Linked DNA regions of Homo sapiens: region 1 is linked to region 2. A link is an interaction called in ENCODE POLR2A ChIA-PET data of the cell type or tissue named here. Cell type or tissue: HepG2. All regions are shown on one strand. Links, peaks and the distances in the headings refer to the core of each region. The heading gives the core; the rest is flanking DNA.

Region 1 (8,723 bases), core at 3,248-8,247, 120 kb after region 2:
AAAGCAGAACCAGGAGACATTGGCTCCCACCAATCAGTACAAGATATTAGAACTTTCTGATAATATGATGATACCACTTTAGAAGGTAATTTTTTCCTTTTTTTTTTTTTTTGAGACAGAGTCTCACTCTCGCTCAGGCTGGAGTGCAGTGGCACCATCTCGGCTCACTGCAAGCTCCGCCTCCAGGGTTCATGCCATTCTCCTGCCTCAGCCTCCCTGGTAGCTGGGACTACAGGCGCCCGCCACCATACCTGGCTAATTTTTTTTGTATTTTTAGTAGAGACGGGGTTTCACCATGTTAGCCAGGATGGTCTCGGATCTCCTGACTTCGCGATCCACCCGCCTCGGCCTCCCAAAGTGCTGGGATTACAGGCGTGAGCCACCGTGCCCGGCCTTTCCTTAGTTTTTTAATCCCTTGTGGGGTCTCTAAAATAGCATGAAGCTCTCTCCCTGTGATGAACCAGAGCAGGTCCACTGCAATCAAAAGGGGACAGAAAGGAGCGGGAGAGCACCAGGAATTATTATGTTTACTCCTTACTGGGAGAGCTATACCAAGAGAACACAGCAGATGCTCAATAAAAACTTGCTGAGTTTGGCTGGGCGCAGTGGCTCATGCACTTTGGGAGGCCGAGGCAGGCAGATCACCTGAGGTTGGGAGTTCCGGACCAGCCTGACCAACATGGAGAAACCCTGTCTCTACTAAAAATACAAAATTAGCCGGGCGTGGTGGTGCATGCCTGTAATCCCAGCTAACTAGGGAGGCTGAGGAAGGAGAATCGCTTGAACCAAGGAGGTGGAGGTTGTGATGAGCTGAGATCGCGCCATTGCACTCCAGTCTGGGCAACAACAGCGAAACTGTCTTGCTGAGTTTTCCTGAAAAACAGTCTTAGAAACACGTGGCTGAGTCCTCTTGACTTTACCCCAGCTGCAGACTGTACTATCTATAGCAAAACCACATGGCGGGGTGGTAGGAGTGGATCCACAGCTGCCACTTAAAGCCTAGAATTTAAACACAGAGCAACTCAGCAGCCAAGTGTTAGGATGAAACAGAAGCTGAGCTTCTGAGCAGAATACGTCTTTGAAGCCAGACATATTTAGCCGGAATTCTAAACTTACCCACCCATTCACCACTGATTAACCAAGATCCAAAGAGGCAGCTTGATCCAGCCATCCACGCAATGGAGATGCTGAGCACACATATGACTGCCACTACAACCAACAAGCCACCGGCCCTTTCACTCCAGAGACGATGGTCTTATTAGCAAAAGGCCACTGCTCCTCAGTTGCATTTTCTTGCCTGGTGTGCCTGCACTTGGCACTCCAGAAGCAAATCATCCTTTGGCAGGTTCCACATCAATGCAGGGGTTGGGGACTGCTTTCTCCTTGTCCAAACCCTGAAGGGGCCATTCCCAACTGCACTGTGTTGGAGTGGGCCTACATAGCTTGATGTGAGTCCAGGGGAACAGCAGGTTCCCTGCATCCATCCACTTGTGTGCTTACCTCTGACTGGGGAGAAGGCTTCCTCTACCTTTCAAGCAATGATGTTTGCATTCAAATGTCTCTGTCAAAGGCGGATTCCTGATAATCTGTTCCTCTTCACCATACCAGCACATAGGCATATATACAAAGATCCTGCTACAGAAACTTTAAAGGAAGAAAATCATGGTGATCAGCCAGGGCCTTCTCCCTTTTCCACTGTTCAACTCAACTGATTTCCTCAACTCAAAAATGTGGGAACAAGCTTTTCTAGCCATAATACTCCCTCCACTGCAAATGATCTTCCTGTACAAATAGTATCATACACATCCTGATATGTCTGTATGACAAAGCCAGAGTCATCTGTCTCTTCAACTTGCATCTGACTCACGTGTGAGGCTGCAGGAGTCAGGCTGCCTTTCCTCTTTGCCATTCTTCACAGCCAGGAGTCATTTTTGTGGCAAAAATTGAAAAAGACAGATCTATAGGTAGATACTTAAGTCAACTATTTAAGAATTGTTGGGATTGAAGGATCTGAGGGCACCTGGAAGTTCACCTGATTCAATCTTAACTGTTCTGACATTCAGCCTTTGTTTGAACACATGCAGAGATAAGAACATTCGTTTATTCGTGCAACCCCTCCTGTAGGTACAGGCTTGGTGGCAGCAGGGCAAAGGAGGACACAGAGCTCTCTGCATTTTGATTCCAATGTCTCAATGTTTTTGGTGCTCAGAAAGAACTTTATCCTCTTCCTTTTTTTTTTTTTTTTTTTTTGTCTCTTCCTATTTCTGCCCAAGGAATGAGTCCAGGAGTAGAATCCTGCTCCTTCTCTTCTGATAAAAACTGCAATTGTTTTCTCTTCTTTCTGAGTACCCAGCATGGGTTGGACCAGCACCTTCTTTAGTCTTCTTGCAGGAAAGGGACTTCCCGCTCTGGCTCTGGAACCCAGAGATGTTTGGCCTGTGATCCAGACCCAGTCTTGGCTTTTCTGAGAAAAAGTAGACTCTGGTTTACTCTTCTGGATTCTCCATTCCGGTCATGTAGCTTATGGCTGTTGCCCAAGTTCTCTTTACTAGCCCTTGGAAAATAAATCCTGATGTACAATAGTTGTTGGCTTTGCCACATCAGCTGCTTCCTTACTGGGCCAACTTTCCCACTGTCCCTGCTGCTCTCAGTTTTTCTCTCCTCCTGAGCTGGGCTTCAAGGGCTGTAGCCCTGGGTCTCCTGTCCAGTTTCTGCCCTACTCCACCATCTGGTCTGGGCTTTCTGAGTTTTATCATGAGCACCCTTCTCCACTCAGCAGTTTTCAACCTCTGGTCTCTGACCCCAGTTCTCAGACTGGGAACTTCCATATTGAAAACTTGACAAAATGCCTGCTAACAGCTTGTTACAGCAGGTTTTGAGTTATCCGGGGGAGCTGTCAGGAAGCCAGGTTAGGATGAAGCAAGACAAGAAACGACATTATTTCTAGGGCTGGGGAAGCCCCAGTCAAGACAGTCAGCCACAGCCTGATAACTCTCCCTGCATGCGCAAGCCCACCGCTTGCAACCTGGAGGAAGCTCCTGTCAGCAATGGGCTCTAATGACATGTCAGAAAACAGAACAGACAGCTTAAGAGACCTTCACTACTACTTCCCTGCTTTCACAGCAGGTGTCCTGGTGGTACAAACCCCAGGTATGAAGCTGCAAGGAGGGACCCAGTTCCAGGACACCAAGAACACCCAGCTACTCAGCAATCTCCTTCCACCGTGGACCTCGGCACATGAACACAGCACAGGCACCCAACGATTCCGCCAAGGCCTGCAGGAGTGTTGTGCCTGGTCCAACCCAGAGTGTCAACAAGCATGTCTTTCCCAACATTGTTACAAAGTGCAAGGATAGAGTCTCCCAAGTGTGCGGCTCCTTTCACCTACCTTGTCTCCTGGGATCCTCATAACAGCCCTGTGAGGTGGGAAAGGGGGCTATTCTTAACCCCATTTGAGAGATGAAGAAACTCAAGCTTAGAGAGGGAATGGGAGAACTCGAGGCCACCTAGTGAGAGGCTGGGACTAAACCCTGGGTCTCTTGACTCCTGGTTCAGTGCTGCACCCACTAAGCAGGCTTTCGGAAGCATTGGGACAAGCAAGAATGCCCCAGGAGATAAGGACATCCCAGTGCTCCCCACTGGCCAAAGCAAAGCACACCATGCAGAAGCATCCTCACGTTCACAGATAGCTGCTCCAACCTCCTTTAGCACAGACACAGTGCAAGCCTCCACTGATGCTGTGCTTGCAAAACACAAACATCTAGCACTTCCAACAGCCAACTAGACCCGGCAGAACCTTGGGGACAGGCTTGACTTCACCCAACACAACACCACTGCCACAGAGTTAGACACTACTTAGGCCCACCTTGTCCTCAAGCATGCTGCCCTGCTCAGAGCACCTTCCACTTTCCTCTCTCAAGGCCACAATCTACCTGAGTTTGGGCTCTCTTCTGACTACTTGTGCTACAAAGTGTCTGCTCCTTGTTTATCTCCAGACTCAACCTCCTTCCCTGGCTGCTGAATTTCATATGCCAGTGAATCAACCAGCAAAAGCTCTCAAGCCGGACCAACCTCTTTTTCTCTCACTTTGGGACCTACTAACTCCCCCACCAACCTCAGTGGTTCAGTGGTGTCTGCAAAATGCATCCATCCTGCCATCTGAGTAGCAGGTGAGAGTTATGGGCCCAAGCTTGGGAAGAACCTCTCTCCTTCTGTTTTGACCTGCTGGTCTCCTGGGACTTCCCATTCTAAGCACCCCAAGCTTCTTGGGAAGGAAGAGGTAGCAAATAGCTAGTTGGGTGATGAAGGTGTTTATCATTCAGTGGGAAGTAGGGGGTGGCTGTGCAAAGAGTGGAGTCTGAGGCAGGGTGATTGAGACACCCCTAGGCCTCCCATACACGCTCAGGCCCATCCTCTGGAAGTGAGGAAACAGTGGGCAGATTACCTCGGTTACAGATACTGCAGAAGTTGCTGGGCCCCTCGCTGTGCTTCTTCAGGTGGTCTGCCATGTATGCTGCCCGCAAGTACTTCCCACACACCTGGCAGGGCACCTTGTCTTCATGACAGGCCAGGTGGGAGCGCAGACGGTCTCGGGTGGCAAAAGAAGCATTGCAGGTCTGAAGGCAGAAAAGAAAATGGGATGATGTGAAACCCAGCACCCCACACCTGACTCCCCACCAAGTGCACCATGAAGCAAAGGCAATTTCTGGCCATCACATGACCTCCCTTTATAAAGACAGCTTTAGAGTTTGGCTCAGGCTCCCTACCCAGAATGCCAAGAGGCTGCTCTTATTTCCCATGGTACCTCCTTACGGGACACTTGAGTGGGAATCACTGGTACTAACTAAATGACTACTGGAAATGTACCCAGGACATGGCAAGCTAAGCTCTATACCCCTCTACACAATGAAGAGTTACACATTTGCTCATCCTTAGACATTAAGAATTGACTTTAGGTGCATTAGCTATAATGCACAGAATTACATTTACATGAATTTACAGATGAGTTATTGGCATATAAACCAGCCTTCCTGTTCTGTATCCCTGGGTTTCCCCTAGTTTTATACAAAGAATTATATTTGTTCATTTTATTCAAAAGTGACATTAGTCTTGGCCAGGGAAATGGAAAGGAAAGGCAGGACAAAGTGCAGAGATAATTATTCGTAATATTTTCACGAGTTTGAATTGAAAAAGCAGCCCATTAAATGATAGTGGCAATTCTGACGACATGAGAATTAGCAGACAGCAAGGGCCAGAGGCTTCAAAAGTGTCTGTGGGCCGGGTGCGGTGGCTCATGCTTGTAATCCCAGCGCTTTGGGAGGCCGAGATGGGTGGATCACCTGAGGTCAGGAGTTCAAGACCAGCCTGGCCAACATGGTGAAACCCCATCTCTATTAAAAATATAAAAAATTAGCCGGGTGTGGTGGCAGACTCCCGTAATCCCAGCTACTTGGGAGGCTGAGGCAGGAGAATCACTTGAACCTGGGAGGTAGAGGTTGCAGTGAGCCAAGATCGTGTCACTGCACTCCAGCCTGGGCAACAAGTCAAGACTTCCTCTCAAAAAAAAAAAAAAAAAAAAAAATCCGGGCGCGGTGGCTCACACCTGTAATCCCAGCACTTTGGGAGGCTGAGGCGGGCGGATCACGAAGTCAGGAGATCAAGACCATCCTGGCTAACACGGTGAAACTCGGTCTCTACTAAAAACACAAAAAAATTAACCAGGCATGGTGGCAGGTGCCTGTAGTCCCAGCTACTCGGGAGGCTGAGGCGGGAGAATGGCATAAACCCGGGAGGCAGAGCTTGCAGTGAGCCGAGATCACACCACTGCACTCCAGCCTGGGCAACAGAGCAAGACTCCGTCTCAAAAAAAAAAAGCATTTGTGAAACGTTAAGCTGGGGAAGTGCTGGTGACAGCAAGGATGATGATACTACCCTGTATTGATTAAGCATTCATTGTGTGCCAGGCAGGCACGGTGCTCAGCCTTTTAGAGGCACTTATCTCATGCAACCCATCCTGACAGCAGCCCTCCGAGGCAAGCTGTGTGATCACCCTCCAAGACAGCGTGGCTTTGGAAAGCTGTGGTGTGAGCTGAGCACCAACTCACAGCCAGGCCCCCGGGGTTGGATGAGTCAGGAGCTGAAGGTCAGAACCAGCACCCTGGAAGGAGGACTCAGGTTGGCAGGCACTTCCTGTACCTGAGCACCTGACTTAGTACCAGTGATCAGTCTCCTCACAACATCCCTTCCTCAGCTGGAGCTTACAAAGGCATTCCAGCTGTGGGGGTCATAGAATATTGGGAAAGCCCTGAGAAGAGCTGAATCCGTTGGCTTTCAAGCTATTTTGGTTCCAGGGAGGTGTTTCATGGGTTCTAGTCAATTTTGACTCATTTCTTTTGTGTGTGTGTGTGTTTACTGTTTTAGAACTGTAAGAGAAAGCAACATTCACCTTTGTGTCACAGATCAAATGGTAACCCACTGAAGACCACCCCATTACCTTGTGCTAGAACGGAACTGCCTCTGCCATCTCTCTTTAACAGAAGCACATCCTGAGAACCTGAGAGCTCAAGGTAAGTGGCTGAACACTGTCAACACATACAGACATCTAACTGTCTCCTTACTGTACAGCCATAGCAAGAAACAAACGCATGCAATGCTGTCAAGGTAGAAGACACCACTGTTTACTACCCCAGTCCCAAATATCTGTGTACGTTAGCACAGCCTACCTAGCTCTTCTGTCATTGTCTTTTTAAGTAAACATTATACATTTGAACTGAATTTGTAGCAATGACATACTGCTTTTATCTGTTTTATATATTCAGTGTATTCATATCATAAATGAGGAAACCTTCAGAAGGTGAACTTGCTTAAAACACAAGACTCAGCTACTAAAGAAAGTCTAGCACACCCACCCCCACCACACCCAGGCCAGTACTTTACCAATCCTCCTGGACACCCTGGGGGATTCTGATCTCTCCCAGTTTACAGCTGGGCCAGTGGAGGCCGTGAGAGGATATGAGACAGCTGGACTAAGAACCAGTCCCAGAGCCTGTGCTCTTACCATCTCCAGATTCAGGAGAGGGAGCTTCTGCTGAGTGAAAGGTGCTCATACTTTATAACACAGTGTACAGTACTTGGCAGCCAGGACTCCCAAAAGGGAAAGGTGAACAGATTTGTGCAAGGAAATTCCAGCATGTAGGAAGTCAGAAAGCACCATGGATGCTTGCTCTCATGGCCACATGTGGGCCCCACGTCAGCCAGGGACCTCATGACCCAGTGACAGGCCACAGTAGGAGAAAAAAACTCCTAACCTCTACACAGCCCAGCAGTCTCTAAACCAGAGCAGGGGCTGCATAAACACCCCCGGGAAAGAGAGGTACACCTGTTGATTTATTTGGGGACAAGAGCTAGCTTTGCCAGGCAGCGACCCAAAGACCACCCCTCCAATGGTGAGAGAGGGTGTGTTCTAAGCCTCAGAACTCAAAGGAACCAACATGGATCAGGTGTAAGAAAACAGGGCTGAGGCCAGGCGCAGTGGCTCACACCTGTAATCCCAACACTTTGGGAGGCCGAGGCGGGTGGATCACAATGTCAGAAGTTTGAGACCAGCCTGGCCAATATGGTGAAACCCCGTCTCTACTAAAAATACAAAAAAATTAGCTGGGCATGGTGGTGGGCGCCTGTAGTCCCAGCTACTCGGGGGCTGAAAGCATATTCAGGATTTTGTCTTCCACAGTCTCTGGGAGAGGGAGCCACAAGAGGGATAGGAAAGAGATGCCTTGTTTCTCTTGCCAACCTTCTTTTGGGATCTGTCCTCTAAAGGCTTTGCCTGTCATGCTTTGCTACCTAAAGATGATGGATAGCCAAACTTCAGTTACCCACAAGTGGCTTATCCATTTGGGGATTAGCTAAGCAAAATTAAAATCCCAGACTGGGCTGGCTTCCCCCACCCTGTCCTCCATTGATTATCTCTCAAGGAATGAAAGCTAACTTTCGCCTGAGCAAACAGAATTAGGAATGTAAATCTGCTGCTGGGGGAAAAAACACAAACATGACAAACGCTTTCCCTGTGTTCAAAGCCAAGCTGAAGTGATTGTTGGCTTCTCTGTGCCAGGATTGACCCTCTGCTGCTGCAGTCCCCAGGTTTTCTGGGGAGCCTGTGAAAGTCCAAAGTCTAGGCACAGCAGAAGTTCAGACAACACAGAACATGAAAGAGCCTGGTCACACAACCCAGGAGAGAAGGGGCGGAGGGAGACAGATCTCAAAGGGAACATCCAGAACTTCCATGCTGGGGTGTCAGGAGAAGAGCATTCTTTGTCCTAGAGACAGGGAGAAGACAGAGGGACGCTGATGGGAAGAGAGTGAGCCAGAGGCAGAATGCTTTGACTGCCTGTGGCACTCGGAAGAGCTGCCCGGCCCACAGCCCTGTGCTTAGTTAGACAGCCTGCTGTAATTAAGGGCCATGCCTGCCAGGTCCTGGCCCAGGCACCCTGAGTGCAGGTCATCACCACTCAACACTGAGCCCCAGTCCTGCTCCCTTCCCAGACTTCCTAAAGCTTTTCTTCCTAAGGATTGAGCAGCTTGGGAATGGGGCCCAAGTGGTACCAAGGGCACTAGTGCACACCCCCACCCTTAGTAGCCCTTGAACTCAGGCAGCCTCAGGGGTAGTCTCAAGCAGCTTTCTCCCACAGCCCTGGAAAACTCTAAGGGCAATGCATGAAGGTTCA
Region 2 (10,747 bases), core at 3,573-8,572:
AAACTTTCACTTGTTATTCCATTCAAACCATGTTCTGAGACACCTCAGATTCCTCGTGTAACCGGAGAATCGATAACAAATCAAATATTTACTGAGTGCCTGTGATGTCTGTGGCACTGGGCAGGACCAAGTTTTACCTCTTATAAATTTTAACAGGTGTTAGAGCCAGGAGAGAGTTTTGAGATAATGTATAGTCTCCTTGTTTTACCTATGAAGAAACTGAGGCTCAGGGAAAAAAAACGGAGTTGTCCAGGGTCACTCAACTAGTGGTAGAGCCAGAACCAAGGTAAGACTTCTGCAGTGTTCTTTCCAGTATTCCAGGCTGCTTAAGACGTACAGGGTCTGGCACATGGTAAGCCCTTAATAAGTATTTGTGGAAATGAGTTATATATAGTTTGTGCCTCTGAGAAACTTACTGTCTAGTTAAGGTAATTAAGGCAAAAAACAAAACTGCCATGCTGATCAGTAGTGGGATTGCGCCTGTGAAAAGCCACCGCACTCCAGCCTGGGCTACATAGCAAGATCCCCATCTCTTAAAAAAAAGAAAAAAATTGATAAGACAAGCTGTTATAAGGCTTGCGTATGATAACATTATAGAATTTCAAAGATGAGGGAGAATTCTCTTCAAACATTTATTCCACAAATATATATTGAGTTCCTGCTATGTGCTAAACTCTTTTGGCCCCTAGGGATACAGCAAGGAACAAGATAGACCAAATCCCTTCCCTCATGTAGTGTATGTTCTGGTGGGGAGAGATAGACAGCAAGTAAATGTATGAACATCATATTCAGGGATAAATCCATTGAAGAGAAGTGAAGTAGGGTAAGGGGATAGAAGAAGTGAGTTGTCAGGGAATGTGTTTGGCATGTTTAAAGAATAGCAGGGTATCCAGGGTGGCCATCAGTTTTGGTTAGGGAATACTTCTTGAAGTGGGTAAGACTTGAGAAATCTTAAATAGGCTTAAAGAAGGTGGGGAAGATGATATCTTAGTAGGGAAGAAACTTTGGGAGTAGGAGACAAAAGTAGGCAAGTTTCAGGTCTTCATAAAGGGTAGCAAATACGTGTGGTAGAGGCAAGGATTGGGAGGTGGAAGATTCATAGGAAGTGGAAGGTACAGCTGAGAATGTGGGTGCAACCGGACTAGAGGGTTTAATGCCAGGCTGAGGATTTTGGAAGTTTCTAGTCTACAGTAGGCACCGTAGGTTTAGAGAAAGGAAGACTCATGATGTGGGCACAGGGCCACCAATCTGGAGGTGGGTATAGTGGGCCCTGAGATGAGGTCTTAGTGGTAGCAATGAAGAAGGCACCAACCAATAAAAGATGCCTCCTGACATAGGCAGGCCAGGGTGACTTGGATGGTCCTGGATATGTGATGGAGCAGGGTAGGGTCCAAAATGACCACAAGATTTCAAAACTAAATAAAAATCCGTCATGATCAAGGGGCTGTATTAGGCTTTCCACATTCATGGTGGATTTTCTGCATCTTCTGGAGGCTGAGCTGATTCCCAGAACAGGGCTGCCTTCTTGTTAGTGTAACCTTGAGCGGGTCTGATAGGGCCCACCATCACACACATCTCATTTCAATGAGAGGACCTGAAACTGTAGCAGTCTCTTACAAGTCTACCTTCTTTCTCATCCTTTATCTATTTTTATATAGTAGAAAGAATTAGACTATTTTACCTATTAATTTACATTGAATAGTAACTAGAACATGAAACCAATGCCTGGTTTCATTAAAGTGTTCCTTGAACATTCTTTCTGGGATTCTTTTTTATCATGTCTTTCTGCCTGTAATTTGTTTTGTCCAGGAAAGAAAGTCTAAAATGTAGTTAAAGACAGGCTTTGAGCCAGGTGCAGTGGCTCACGCCTGTAATCCCAGCACTTTGGGAGGCTGAGGTGGGTGGATCACAAGGTCAGGAGTTCAAACCAGTCTGGCCAAGATGGTGAAACCCCATCTCTACTAAAATACAAAAATTAGCCGGGCATGGGGGCAGGTGCCTGTAATCCCAGCTACTCGGGAGGCTGAGGCAGAGAATTGCTTGAACCTGGGAGGCAGAGGTTGCAGTGAGCCGAGGTTGCACCACCGCACTCCAGCCTGGGTGACAGAGCGAGACTCCGTCTCAGAAAAAAAAAAAAAGACAGGCTTTGGAGACTAGACCTGTGGTCTAATCCCAGCTCAAACATTTATTAGCTGAGTATTTCAGTTTCCTCTTCCGTAAAATGAGAACAATAATAGTTCTTTAAGACTAGTCCTGATCTCATGGGATCTTTGTATTCAGTTAGCTCATACTTGCGTAGTGCTTAGGACATTGTCTGGCATAAAGTAGTTTTTTTCCTCTATCATTGACAACTGGCAGAGAACTGCTGTATGAGAATATATCAATTGGTTAACCAGTTCTCTGATAAAGATATTTTTATAGGCCCTCCATAGATAAGAAAATGCCTACTCATTCACAGTTGAGTGAACTTCTGGTTGGAAGTTGCAGTCTGGGTGGCCTGAAAGACATAAGAACCATCTGTCTCATTTGTCACTGCAGTGTATTTTGTTAATGTACTGAGTTTGCCTTGCCTGTAGCACCTGGTTTGTCCCTCTCTGACATGTTATTTCTGTGTATATCCATGTCCTTCACACCCCATGAGTACACACCAAGGGCCCCAGTAATTCCTGGCCTACTCTGTGCCTTGTACATGGGCACATAGAAAAAAGTTTGCTGAGTTTGTTTTGAAAACCTTCCCTTCAGATTTTAGAAGTTTCTGTATTCAGCTTAACCTTTTCCCCAGCCAACTTCCTAGATACACACGCAGGAAGGAAGAGAAGTTAGTCACAAATCGGTCCAACTAAGTGCCTGGCACCATGGGAGATATTTTCACATCTATTACATTATTTCTATTAATCCACTTGGTAATCCTGTAAAGCAGGTGGTATTATCCTCTTTTTAAAGATTAGGAGACAAGCTCAGAGAGGTCAAATAATTTGCCCAAGGACACAGAGGCAAACAGTGACAGATTCAGGTTTCAAACACACATACATTTACCCCTCACAAATTTTTCCAAATAAACCAAAGAAGGGAAGAAGAGAATAACAGCAAGAAGGAAACTTTCTGAGATACCTGTGTCTGTGCCTTAACCTGAAAAAGGAGAGGCCCTTGGTTTGGTGTCAGTCTCTCAGAGCTGGAAGAAATCACTTGATCCCTCCTTTTACAAAAGAACAATCCAAGGTTTAGAGAAGCTCGAAAGCTCTTTTAAAAATCATCTAATCTTTTTTTTTCCTGAGACACTCCTTTTGGTAAAATTTGGTAAGCTAGTGAGGAAGAAAACCCTTTGGGTTACAGGGAGAGTATCTAGAGGCATGTTAATCCTTACTGTTAGTCTTTTTGATAGTCACTTCATTAAAATGTGATCTTTTTCTCTTGGCTTTTCCCCAGCAGCTGCTGCCCTGCCCTTCTGCTTTCTGCTTTGTCCCAGAACAAGTGGGATTTATACACCTGACCCGCCAGTTCCCAAGGGGCCCAGGGGTTACCATACTTGTTTTATGCTGCACTGAATTGGCTGAGTTTTGTTCCTGGTTCTCGTTGTCTGGTGGAACGTGAGAAGCTTCAAAGATTTTTTTAAATGAAAGGATAGGATGTTGATTTAAGCTAGGCATTAGAGTCTCATGAGCTCTCAGTGCTTGAGGATTTCTCACCATTTTGAAGCCTAAAAAGGACTCATTTGCAGAAACCAAGCTCTTAGACCAAATTTAAGGTGAACATTGTGGGGACTGCATTGGCTCTGAGCTGGGATACCAGGCCAACCCTTCCACTGAATAGCTGTGTGTTCTTGAGCAAGTCTCAACTTGTCTGAGGCTGCATAGGGTATTAAAAATATGACTGGCATGGTAGTCTCTGAGCATGGGTTTGAATCCCTCCTGGACCATCTTTCAGTAGCTTTGTGGTGGTTAGGCAAGTCTATTTTCCTTCTTTTTTTTTTGGCGCCTGCCCCAGTGGATTCACATTTGTTTGAGGGCCACATTGCTAATTAAGTTGGGAGAGAGAAGCATTCATAAAGTGAATGTAAAGTGAATGTATTTTATACCAAGATTGAAAAGGTCTTAAAGGTGAGAACCCCTATAATGAGACATTTGTTGCAGTGCTCACCTTACGTTGCACAGTTGCACTTATTAAAAGCAACAAATTCCAATAATAACTGAAAACACAGTTTTCTGTTTATTAAACACCTAATAAGGGTCCTTTATTGTTTGAAGGTACTGTGAACATTTACTTAAATCAAGCTCCTTTTCTGGACTCTTCTTTTTTTTATTTTATTTTATTTTTTTGAGACAGAGTCTGGCTCTGTCGCCCAAGCTGGAGCGCAGTGGCACGATCTCGGCTCACTGCAAGCTCCACCTCCCGGGTTCATGCCATTCTCCTGCTTCAGCCTCCCGAGTAGCTGGGACTACAGGCGCCCATCACCATGCCCGGCTAATTTTTTGTATTTTTTAGTAGAGATAGGGTTTCACCGTGTTAGCCAGGATGGCCTTGATCTCTTGACCTCGTGATCCACCCGCCTCGGCCTCCCAAAGTGCTGGGATTACAGGCGTGAGCCACCACGCCCGGCTCTTTTCTGGACTCTTAACAATCAGTAGCCACTGTTGATAAGTCTGCAAATATGAGAGGTAAACACTATAGAGGGAGAGAATGAACAGCCTGGTACAATGAGATATTTTCTTAAGAAAGAACTTCCCAGGCTGACTGGACTTTGGATTGATCCTCCACTAGGCTTCACAGAAATCCCTAAGACTTTGCATTACAGTATTACATTTCTTTTACATTTCCTAGAATAAAGGTGGTAAGAGAATAGATCAATGAATTTTTAAGACTGTAAGAGAGCTAAAGAAGTCAAGAGTGTTCTCTTGAAGAGGGTCTGGGCGTAGGAGGCTGTGTGCTTTGGGTGAATATCTTTGCTCAGGTACTTCCTAACAGAAAAGCAGTGTGAATGCATAACAGGTAAACTGAGGCCAGGTTTATCCACATGAGACTACTCATAGGTAATCTGGGAGCCAGAACAGTTATTCCAGTGGAATCATCTGTGCTGACCTTTGGAACTTATCTTTGGAAATTGCTTTTATAGCTGGCAGTTGGATCCAAATTTTCAGTTGGGTTCACCACACAAAGGAATGTCTGTTTTGCACCAGGCCCAAGGTTAGGCCCTGGAGATAAGAACATAATAAAGATACAGTTCTTACACCTTAGTTCTCTGAATGGGGTGTGGGGGAGGAGAGTGGAGAGAGAGGGACTGAAGGAGAGAGAAACATATGCAGTGAACTGTAATTAAATAACAAATTATGTAAAATAGGTATAGACAAAATGAAACAAACACTGCCTGATTTTAGGGAACTTTAAAGAAAGGATAGAAATTTGATTAAGGGGCCGGGAGCAGTGGCTCACGCCTGTAATCCCAGCACTTTGGGAGGCCGAGGTGGGCAGACCACCTGAGGTTGGGAGTTTGAGACCAGCCTGACCAACATGGAGAAACTCCGTCTCTACTAAAAATACAAAATTAGCCGGGCGTCGTGGCGCATGCCCACAATCCCAGCTATACTCGGGAGGCTGAGGCAGGAGAATCACTTGAACCTGGGAGGCGGAGGTTGTGGTGAGCCGAGATTGTGCCATTGCACTCCAGCCTGGGCAACAAAAGCAAAACTCTGTTTCAAAAAAAAAAATTTTTTTTTTGATTAAGGGAAAAGATAGAGAAGCTTATACATAGAGAATAACTGGAGGTGTGAATGTCAGGATGCAAGTACATGAATAAAAGTGGCAGGAATAGAAAATAGGTCAAAATGTAACTAGAGCATTCTTTTGTAAGGAATGGTGAGAGAGAAGGGTCCTTTGGGACCACATTGTAAGGACCATTTGCTCTTTCAGTAACTGTTTATTGAAGGATTGTAGCAGACCAGGGGCCAGACATGGTTTGCTAGCCCTTTGGAGGTAGCAAAAGCCAACTTTAATGATGTGTGAGAAGTTTTTGTTCCTGCCCCAGGGCCTTTGCACATGTCCCCCCTCTCCAGTGTTAGCCTTCCTTCCCCCCTTTTTTGCCCCGTTAATTTGTATTCATCCTTTAGAGCTCAGCTTGGAAATTACTTCCTCAAGGAATACTTTGGCCGCCCGCCCTTTTCCTAGTTATGAACTTGATATCTTCGTACCACTTGCCCCAATTATAAATAAATAATAATAATAATTATTATTTTTTGAGACAGAGTCTCGCTCTGTCGCCCAAGCTGGAATGCAGTGGAATGATCTTGGCTCACTGCAACCTCCGCCTACCAGGTTCAAGCAATTCTCTTGCCTCAGCCTCCTGAGTAGCTGGGACTACAGGCGCCCACCACCATGCCTGGCTAATTTTTGTATTTGTAGTAGAGACAAGGTTTCACCATATTGGCCAGGCTGGTCTCGAACTCCTGACCTTGTGATCCACCTGCCTCAGCCTCCCAAAGTGCTGGGATTACAGGCGTGAGCCACTGCGCCCGGCCCTCAATAAATAATTATATTATTGTTTAATATTTGCTTTGTGTTTAATCTCTCTCTTGTTTGCTCCTCTTTCCCCAACACAGTGTCAGATGCATAGTTGGCATGCAATAAATATTTGCTGAAAGAATGACTGAAGCGGGTCCATTGAATTTAGCAATAAGCAGTTACTGTTACTGTTGACCTTGGTGAGACAGTTTCAGAGAAATGGTGGGGGTGGAAGCCAGATTGCAGTGCATTATGCAGAAAGTGGGAAGTGAGGAAATGAGGGCAGCGATGTGTAGACAACTTTTTTTCTTTTTTCTTTTTTTTTGAGTTGGAGTTTCACTCTTGCCCAGGCTGGAGTGCAATGGCGAGATCTCAGCTCACTGCAACCTCTGCCTCCCGGGTTCAAGCCATTCTCCTGCCTCAGCCTCCTGAGTAGCTGGGATTACAGGCATGCACCACCATGCCTGGCTAATTTTGTATTTTTGGTAGAGATGTGGTTTCTCCATGTTGGTCATGGCTGGTCTCAAATTCCCGACCTCAGGTGATCCACCCGCCTCAGCCTCCCAAAGTACTGGGATTACAGGCATGAGCCACCGTGCCCAGCCTCTTTTTTTTTTTTTTTTTTTTTTTTTTTGAGACAGAGTCTCGCTCTGTTGCCCAGGCGTGAGTGCAGTGGCGAGATTACTGCAACCTCCACCTCCTGGGTTCAAGCGATTCTCCTGCCTCAGCTTCCTGAGTAGCTGGGACTACAGGCGTGCACCACCATGCCCAGCCAATTTTTGTAGTTTTAGTAGAGGTGGGGTTTTACCATGTTGGCCAGGCTGGTCTCAAACTCCTGACCTCAAGTGATCCACCCACCTTGGCCTCCCAAGACAACTTTTTCATACATGTGGCTGTGAAGGGGAGAAACAAGGATGGTAGCTAGAGGAGAAAAGGATCCAGTGGTTTGGTTTTTTTTAAAATTAGATTTTAAAACTAAATTAGATTTTAAAACTTAACGAGTTTGCATGTCATCCTTGCGCAGGGGCCATGCTAACCTTCTGTGTCTCAGTCCAATTTTAATGTATGTGCTGCTGAAGCGAGAGTACCAGAGGTTTTTTTGATGGCAGTGACTTGAACTTATTTAAAAGATAAGGAGGAGCCAGTGAGGGAGAGGGGTGCTGTAAAGATAACTAAAAGTGCACTTCTTCTAAGAAGTAAGATGGAATGGGATCCAGAACAGGGGTGTCATACCGAGTAGCCCAGCCTTTGTTCCGTGGACACTGGGGAGTCTAACCCAGAGCTGAGATAGCTTGCAGTGTGGATGAGCCAGCTGAGTACAGCAGATAGGGAAAAGAAGCCAAAAATCTGAAGTAGGGCTGGGGTGAAGGACAGGGAAGGGCTAGAGAGACATTTGGAAAGTGAAACCAGGTGGATATGAGAGGAGAGAGTAGAGGGTCTTGATTTCGGGTCTTTCATGCTTAACCCAAAGCAGGTACTAAAGTATGTGTTGATTGAATGTCTTTGGGTTTCTCAAGACTGGAGAAAGCAGGGCAAGCTCTGGAGGGTATGGCAATAACAAGTTATCTTGAATATCCTCATGGTGGAAAGTCCTGATCCTGTTTGAATTTTGGAAATAGAAATCATTCAGAGCCAAGAGATTGAATTGTTGAGTAAGTGGGTGGTCAGGTTACAGACTTAATTTTGGGTTAAAAAGTAAAAACAAGAAACAAGGTGTGGCTCTAAAATAATGAGATGTGCTGGGGGTGGGGCATGGCAGCTCATAAACTGACCCTGAAAGCTCTTACATGTAAGAGTTCCAAAAATATTTCCAAAACTTGGAAGATTCATTTGGATGTTTGTGTTCATTAAAATCTCTCACTAATTCATTGTCTTGTCCACTGTCCGTAACCCAACCTGGGATTGGTTTGAGTGAGTCTCTCAGACTTTCTGCCTTGGAGTTTGTGAGAGAGATGGCATACTCTGTGACCACTGTCACCCTAAAACCAAAAAGGCCCCTCTTGACAAGGAGTCTGAGGATTTTAGACCCAGGAAGAATGAGTGATGGGCATATATATATCCTATTACTGAGGCATGAGAAGAGTGGAATGGGTGGGTTGAGGTGGTGTTTTAAGGCCTCTTGCCAGCTTGTTTAACTCTTCTCTGGGGAACGAGGGGGACAACTGTGTACATTGGCTGCTCCAGAATGATGTTGAGCAATCTTGAAGTGCCAGGAGCTGTGCTTTGTCTATTCATGGCCCCTGTGCCTGTGAAACAGGGTTCGGTGACTGTCACTGTGCCTGTGGCAGTCTGTAGTTACCCAGAGAGAACAAAGCTGCATACACAGAGCGCACAAGGGAGTCTTGTAACAACCTTGTCCTGCTTTCTAGGGCTGAGTCAGGTACCACAGCTTGATCTCAGCTGTCCTCTTTATTTCAAGAAGTTGACATCTGAGCCATACCAGGAGTATTGTATTTTGTTTGAGGCCTCTCTTTTTGGAGGAACATGGACCGACTCTGTGCTTTTGTCTATGCTGGTCTCTGAGCTCACACAACCCTTCACCCTCCTTTCTCAGCCAGTGATAGGTAAGTCTTCCCTATCTTGCAAGGCTCAGCTCAAGTGTCAGCTTCCTCTACAAAGACTTTCCTGGTTCCCCTCATTGGAGTGAACAAGAGTTGACATGGTAGAATGGAAAGAGCAGAAGCTTTAGAATGAGCCAGACCTGAGTATGAATGCTAGATCCACCACTTAGCTAGTCAACCCTGCCCCCTGCCTCAAGTTTTAATTTTCCTATCCATTAAGTGAATATAATAATACCTGTGTCACAGGATTATTTTGAGAATTAAATGAGATTAGGTCTATGAAAGCACCTAGCAGAGTTCTTGGCATATAGGAGGCATTCATTAAATATTTGTTCTTCCCCTTTTATACCCATTACTTTTCTTTTTCTGAACTAAAATAATACTTGGTTCTATCTCTGAAATAACATCCAAGTGAAAAATCAACAACATGAAAGAGCAGTTCTTTTCCAGTGGATTTGCTTCTTAAGGAGCAGAGATTATGTAATCTAACAGCCTCCAACATACAAAGAGCTTTGTATCTAGAACAGGGGTCCCCAGCCCCTGGACCGCCAACTGGTACGGGTCTGTAGCCTGTTAGGAACCAGGCTGCACAGCAGGAGGTGAGCGGCGGGCCAGTGAGCATTGCTGCCTGAGCTCTGCCTCCTGTCAGATCAGTGGTGGCATTAGATTCTCATAGGAGTGTGAACCCTATTGTGAACTGCACATGCAAGGGATCTGGGTTGCATGCTCCTTATGAGAATCTCACTAATGGCTGATGATCTGAGTTGGAACAGTTTGATACCAAAACCATCCCCCCGCCCCCCAACCCCCAGCCTAGGGTCCGTGGAAAAATTGGCCCCTGGTGCCAAAAAGGTTGAGGACTGCTGATCTAGAGGACCAATTTATTCAATGTTGGTTGAGTAAATGAGCTCTTGGATTAGGTGATGGAAAAATCTGAAAAAACAGGGCTTTTGAGGAATAGGAAAAGGCAGTAACATGTTTAACCCAGAGAGAAGTTTCTGGCTGTTGGCTGGGAATAGTCATAGGAAGGGCTGACACTGAAAAGAAGGAGATTGTGTTCGTTTCTTCTTCTCAGAGCTATAAGCAAAGGCTGAAAGTTCTAGAAAAAGGCAAGTTTTGTTTCAGTAGAAAAAAGGATAATCAGAACCATTTTTAGAAAATGGAATGAGACTACTTTTGAGGCCATGAGTTCCTTGTCCCTGGAGAGATGAGCAGAGGTTGGACAAGTGCTTACCAGAGATCTTGTGGAGGCAGAAACTGTGCATCTAGCAGAGCATTGGCCTAACCCTTTCAAATGAGATGCTGTTAACTCAGTCTTATTCTACATGGTAGGAATCCTGTCCCTTTGCCTCCTGCTACTTTGGGCCTCTCAACCTCTTGGTTTTGTGTGCAGGTGAAGATGTCTGGAGGTGTCCAGGCTGTGGGGACCACATTGCTCCAAGCCAGATATGGTACAGGACTGTCAACGAAACCTGGCACGGCTCTTGCTTCCGGTAGGTGGGCCTATCCTCCCATCTTTACCAGTGTACTATGGGCCAAGCACTATTTCATGTTCTGATGGAAAACACAGAAACAAGCTTCTGAGTTGAGAATTTCAATCTTAGGGTGGGGAAAGGAATGTACCAAGGAAGAGCTCATGACCAAACCTCAAGTGTGGCCCCCCTGAACCCAGGTTAAATTGGAAGAGCCATAAA

Evidence for each region. Peaks named below come from ENCODE experiments on the same cell type or tissue, not always from the same donor. Only the 100,000 strongest peaks of a DNase experiment are listed, where the experiment ranks them.
Region 1: POLR2A ChIA-PET joins it to region 2 with 5 read pairs; 10 of 35 experiments call an interaction of 5 or more read pairs at or near these places.

What each region holds. Positions count from the first base shown.
Region 1 is chr22:31,331,248-31,339,970 of GRCh38, forward strand. PATZ1 (POZ/BTB and AT hook containing zinc finger 1) reads right to left here. Exons shown (of 5, transcript NM_014323.3): 3 at 4,445-4,616. It overlaps PIK3IP1-DT (PIK3IP1 divergent transcript), which reads left to right and starts at 4,102. Exons shown (of 2, transcript NR_110542.1): 1 at 4,102-4,169; 2 at 6,421-6,774. RefSeq lists an enhancer at 7,232-7,732. In HepG2, for the core only: no CTCF peak of the experiment used is centred there; a DNase peak (open chromatin) is centred at 8,154.
Region 2 is chr22:31,215,274-31,226,020 of GRCh38, forward strand. It overlaps LIMK2 (LIM domain kinase 2), which reads left to right. Exons shown (of 16, transcript NM_005569.4): 2 at 10,447-10,546. It also overlaps the pseudogene RNU6-1128P. Among named protein-coding and RNA genes, the nearest start is that of LIMK2, 8.3 kb to the left of the region's middle. RefSeq lists an enhancer at 6,587-6,676. In HepG2, for the core only: no CTCF peak of the experiment used is centred there; DNase peaks (open chromatin) are centred at 4,643, 5,158 and 6,658.